Linked DNA regions of Mus musculus: region 1 is linked to region 2. The links are chromatin loops, found by intact Hi-C in ENCODE. Cell type or tissue: gastrocnemius. All regions are shown on one strand. Each heading gives the region's core, and the rest is flanking DNA. Links, peaks and the distances in the headings are about the cores only.

The links. Peaks named below come from ENCODE experiments on the same cell type or tissue, not always from the same donor. Only the 100,000 strongest peaks of a DNase experiment are listed, where the experiment ranks them.
Region 1: it touches region 2 in a loop (14-fold over the local background); 27 of 42 quality-filtered maps call a loop at or near these places.

The regions. Positions count from the first base shown.
Region 1 is chr5:52,877,398-52,880,314 of GRCm38, forward strand. No RefSeq gene overlaps it. Among named protein-coding and RNA genes, the nearest start is that of Gm30241, 6.0 kb to the right of the region's middle. In gastrocnemius, for the core only: a CTCF peak has its summit at 1,661 (motif pointing right); a DNase peak (open chromatin) is centred at 1,637.
Region 2 is chr5:53,122,002-53,124,918 of GRCm38, forward strand. Sel1l3 (sel-1 suppressor of lin-12-like 3 (C. elegans)) reads right to left here. Exons shown (of 24, transcript NM_172710.3): 18 at 1,385-1,475; 19 at 1,166-1,250. Among named protein-coding and RNA genes, the nearest start is that of Gm17182, 74 kb to the left of the region's middle. In gastrocnemius, for the core only: a CTCF peak has its summit at 1,727 (motif pointing left); a DNase peak (open chromatin) is centred at 1,730; H3K27ac peaks cover 1,117 bases.

The DNA of each region.
Region 1 (2,917 bases), core at 220-2,719, 240 kb before region 2:
CTTCCTTATACCAGTCAGGAGCACAAGTCCAGGGGTGCCACCCGCACAGAGGGCTAGACTTCTCCATATCATTAGTCGAGAAAATGCCCTGTTAGGTTTACCTACAGCTAATCCGAGGGAGACATTTTCTCAGTTGAAGTTATTCCCAGGTGCCTTAGTTTGAGTTTCTATTGCTGTGAGGAGACACCATGACCATAGCAACTATTTCAGAACATTTAATTGGGGCTGGCTTACAGTTTCAGAGGTTTATTTAGTCCGTTATCATCACGGGAGAAGAATGGTGGTGTGCAGGCAGACAGGGTGCTGGAGAAGGAGCTGAGAGTTCTACATGGTGACAATCCTTAGGCAGCAGGAGGCAGTGACACACTTCCTCCAATAAAGCCACGCCCACGACAGCAAGGCCACACCTCCTAATAGTGCCACTCCCTGTGAGCCTATGGGGGACATTTCCTTTCAAACCATCACACTAGGTAAGCTGACTTGGGTTAAATTGACAAAAAAGCAAAACAAACAAACAAAACAAAACTAGCCAGGATACCTACTTTTTTTTTATTTTTAATTTCATTGCTTTTGTTCTTCTTTCTGAAATACTTGTCAGCTTTTTCCCCACTTTACTGATGGGCATCGGGTTGATTCCAGATTGGGGCTATTAGGAATAAAACAGCCATGGTATTCATGGTAGATGTAGTTGGTTAACATCCAGGGCCATTTCTGTTGGGTACCTAGGAGTGGATCACAAAGCAGACATCAATAGTGTTTTAAAAAAAGAGATTGCACCAAGTCATACTCTGCAGGGAGTGTTTACAAAACCGAAGGGAGGAACTTTGGGGCCAGCACTATATGAAAGTATGGTACTCAAAGATACTCAGGTTTGGGGTCACTGGGACGTTACAATAGGGTGTTCATAGCTGAGAAATTCCTCCATATGTCATCTGTCTCCCAGAAGGTTGCTTGTCTCTCCAGTGTGTTTAGGAATATAAAATACACATTAGGGACTGGGTCCCAGCCTGGTTCACAAAGAGGCACCCTAACTCCAACCTCCAGTTCTGGAACATCCTAACTTTACAATATCACGTAAGTCACAAACTATAGCACTACTGAACTTATGTGATTCAGGCCCTCAAAGCCCGTGTCATACAGCTGGCCAGAGGCAGTGTGACTTCTCCACTTACACGGTTACTTGTGTGCCTCTCCACCCACGTTACATTTATCTATACTTTAGATGAATAGATAACACCTCTCTTTCAGTGGCTGCAACAGTGTAAATGGGAAAACTTGTGGCTCGGAGTGAGGATATCAAAGTTTAAGTCCCAGTTAAACATCTAACTACCGTGTTGTCTGGGCTCAGTTACTTTATCGCTGAGATTCTGTGCTTGACGCTTGGTGGATCTGTCTTACAAGGTTAGGCTCATGATGCAGAGCCAAACAGCAAATTTGAGATTACTGAACACTCGATTATGTTAAAATCAGATTTGATACATCTGGTCATCAGAACCGAAGAGTAGGCTGAGTATTAGAGGCTGGGGGGGGGGGGGGGGCGGACGGACGGACGGGGGGGGGGGCGAAGGGGGGGCGGGGCAACAGCAGCCCTTGTGCCTAACAAAGGGGCCAGTGCAGAAATCCATCTGACCGCTAGAGGTCGACATTAGTTCATCTGCATAAACGACTCTAGCCCGTGCAGCCTGCCCCTCATGATGCTTGCCGATGGCACTTAACATTTGCAAGCCCGACATTACTTCTCCTTTCTCCTTTTACTTCTATTACTTAAACAAACAAACAAACAAACAAATACCCCATCTTTTAACACCATCATTATTATTTATCTTGATTTTTGGTAACTGTTAGTCTTATTTCATTTGCCGTCTTGCATTAGTAAGAAAAAGTGTTTAAAATAAAAGCATTGATAGGGCCCTGGTTCAATCCCAGTACTGCTAAATAGGTAGGTAAAAGCATGAATAAATAAATAACAATTAACAAAGAGAATTCTCCACAATTTGAAGCCTGTGTTTTCTTTCCAAACTTTCCAAACGCTGAAACTCCCCAAAACTCCAGCTCTGAGACCAGCAGCAAGCAATGTCACTGTCACACCTGTGTTTTCAGAAGGGAAAAAGTGAAGAAACAGGGAGGGCCCACTGCAGGAAGAATCTGTTTATGTTCGTGTTCATGATAAGGTCAATACATGAATAATAAATGAACCCCTCCAAAGGCTGAGTATCCAACAAATTCATTATACTGATAATTTAAGTAAACTGGGAAGTGCTGGTGTAGAAGCCCAGGTCCTGACCTCTCTTCAGACTCTTACCTGACCGTCTTACAATTCTGGGCTCACAGTGTGGGCACTTCACTTACAAGCAAGATATGTTTGCCCTACAAGCCTGATGCCTGAGTTTGGGTCTCTGGAATCCATGGAGGAAGGAGAGAATCCATTCCCCAGAGTTACTATCTGATTCACGTGCATGACCCAGGACATCTGCATTCACATAGACACACAAACACACAGATACACAGACACACTACTACCACCACCGCCACCACCACCACCACTACTACTACTACTACTACTACTACTACTACTACTACATGAAACTCACAGTTCAACCACACCCTCTAACTCTGATAGGCGACCCCAATCATCATTCAAAACTCACAATACACTCCAAAGCCTGAGAGGGTCTGGACTTAGGACTCCCTAATGATTCCTTTTCTCATCTTAATAGCAGAGTGCTCAGGGGGCCTGCCAACCCCAGAGTGACCCGCTGCCTATCCTTCCTCCTTCTGCCCATACGCCCCGCTTTCTGCTCTTTCTGTATTCCATTCCAGCCATGGGTCAGCCTGGTCTCTGCGTCTGCCTCTGCCTCTGCCCCAGTTATGCCCTCTTCCAGGGACCCTCTCCCCTACACTGCTGCCTTCGTGCCCT
Region 2 (2,917 bases), core at 228-2,727:
AGAACCATGCAGTCAAGTTACAAAAAAATTGCAAAAAAAAAAAAACAAAAACCATAATGATAGACTGGTGTGATGGTACACACCTTTGATTCCAGCACTTGGGAGGCAGAAGCAAGAAGATCTATGCGAGTCTGAGGCCAGCCTGGTCTACATAGTGAATTCCAAAATGGCCAAAATTACATAATGAGACACTGTCTCAAATAAACAAACCTACCAGCCCAAAAAGGTCATATAATTAAAAAAAATTGATTCTGACTTTGACTGTACTTTATACTATCTTGGGCCACATGTGGACACCCCTGTTTTAGACCAACATGTTAAATCACTGGCATTTCCTATTATAATGTATCTATACAGGCTTGTAAAACACTGTTTTAGCTTTAACTGTCAACCTCTAATTGTAAAATTGATACAACCTAAAGTTATCCGAAAGGGAAAATCTCAGCTAAGAAATTGCCTAGGCCATATTGGCCTGTGAGCATGTCTGTGAAGAACTGTATTGCTCAATAGTTGGTATGGGTGCTGATGTTGGAAGAGCATAGAGAGAATAGGAAATAGGAGATGATTCTGGGATCAGCATTTAGGAAGCAAATGCCATCCTTGGGGTGCAAGAGGATGGGATCAGAAGATGGCTGTGATACTGCCAGGGCTTCTTAGTCCTCTGTGAGCTGAGACCAGAGATGACAGAGTTGCATGGTAGAAGCTAAAACACTTAAGGGCTACTGCCAAAAGCTAAGGACAAAGAGAAAGAAGGAGGTGAGCCTGGGATTCTCCCCTCCCCCCATGATGCAATCTTCCAATAGTGCCTCTAATTGGTAGACATTCACTAGAATGCCTTGGGCAATGGAGTCTGGGCACAGTAGTTCCTGGAAGCTGCCCTCTACCCAGGGTCCAGGAGCCCCTCTGTGGGTACAAAGATGAAGGACCAGCTCAGGGAATTGCATCGTAACAGCAGATGTCTTGGTTTGGAAGAAGTTGTTGGTTTGCAGGAAGTGCACAGCAGGAGTTTGACAGCAGTTTAGCCATGACCTTAATAGCAGACATTTTTCACTTTCTTCCCTAATTGTTTAGAAATATCACACTCCATATCAAACTGTTAGATGGTCCCTGTTACTAAGACCCCCCCCCCAACACTCCAGTTTAGCACCTGTTTTTCTATACATACCAAATGAAGGAGCATCGATTTGAAAAACAGAGAAATTATAGTATCGCCAAACACAATTAACGCCCAAGTATCTCCCAGCCAGGTCCTAGGAGGGAAAGGGGAGAGAAAGTTAATTCACTAATATTTCGGCCCAGTGACTAATTTTGCCCCTGTAAAACTCAATTCATTATCTCTAACCTCGTAGCTTCTACTGAGAGAAGAATAGAATACATTACTTACTGGCCTCTCCTCGCAGATGTGTGCTAAATTTGTCTGTGACACTTCAATTCCAGTTTCTGCTGCTAAAACATAATACAGCAAAGCTTCGTGCCTAAAAATAGATGCTTAATAATAAATTTCATATAGTGGCTCTTATTAATACTCAAAGAGCTTTATATTCAAACATAAGAGGGCACAAAATAAGCAGTTTTTTAAAACCACAAAATCATGAGGTTCCCCCCCCCCTTTAAATAAATACTGTTGTTAAAAATACTGCCTGCACGGATTTATTTTCTCTTAAAAGCTGAAGGGACAGATAAGGCCGGGAGCTGCTTGATACAACAGCTACCTCTACTGGTTGAAAGGCATGAGGCCATGCCGGCTGGGGACTCTACAGGTCCTAGGTTCCTGAAGCCTTCCTTCGTCGGTTAGGATGAGTGGTATTTAGAAAAATCCCAGAGCTTTACAGCCCTCTATTTCATGAAAGGCTTTCTAGGGCTTAGGGTTCTGAACAAGCTTAATTAAGCTGGGCTTTTGTTGTGCATTACAAGTTTGACAAAAGCAGGGTGGTTTACAAGTGCTGGATAGTAGTCAAAGTACACAAGAAAATAAGCACTGAACACAGCGAATCACTGTCTAGGATTTCTGCATGGAGTTGTGACAAGGCCTGGGGCGGTAGATCCTACACCCTACATCAGTGGTCCTAAATCGAGTGAGAGAGGGAGGCCATGAACTCAATGGCTCTGGAGGATGAGGTAGTCATGGCAACCTAAAGAGCATCAGTAATATGTGTACCACACAGTCCTATACATCTCGCCTGTGGGGTTTATTCTAGAGGGAAAAAAGCAGAGCTATGTACAAGAAGTCCACAGTCAAGGAGTCCATGGGAGGGCTGCTCATGTGAACCACGAGAAAGAAAACAGGAAAGCGACATCTGACAACTAGTGAGTGGTACAGGTACCCCATGTGTAGCTGTTTCCAGATGTCACCATTCAGAATAATGTCACAAGACAGGGACTGGTATATGCCCATAATCCCAGCACATGCAAGGCTGGGGTGTGGGGGGATTCAGAGTTCAAGGTCATTCCTGGATAACTAGTGTATTGAAAACTAGTCTGGGCTATATAAGACCTTGCCTTACAAAACAAACAGAAATGGGGTCTGAGCTTGAAGCTCAATTGGTAGAGTGCTTGATTACCATACACAAAGGACTGGGTTGCAAAAAAACAAAAAAAAAATAACGATAACAAATAAGCATGTGTATGCACACATGCAAATGCACACATAGAAGACAAAACCCTTCTGACCAATGCTAACTTATCTTTCTTCTTACCTATCTCATTTGGTGAGAGTGCATGTAATTTTTATTTTTTCTTTTTAATTACCTGTTTCCTTAATTTATGTATATGACCCAGTTTATAAGTAAAAATGAATCATAAGTGGTTGTTTCCAAAGTTTATTCTCCACTCGGAGCAGTTGGTATTGGTAATGCTTTCAGGAAGTGCATGGGGGGAGGGGGAGAGTTTGGATGAGACAACGCCAGGTGAGCACACT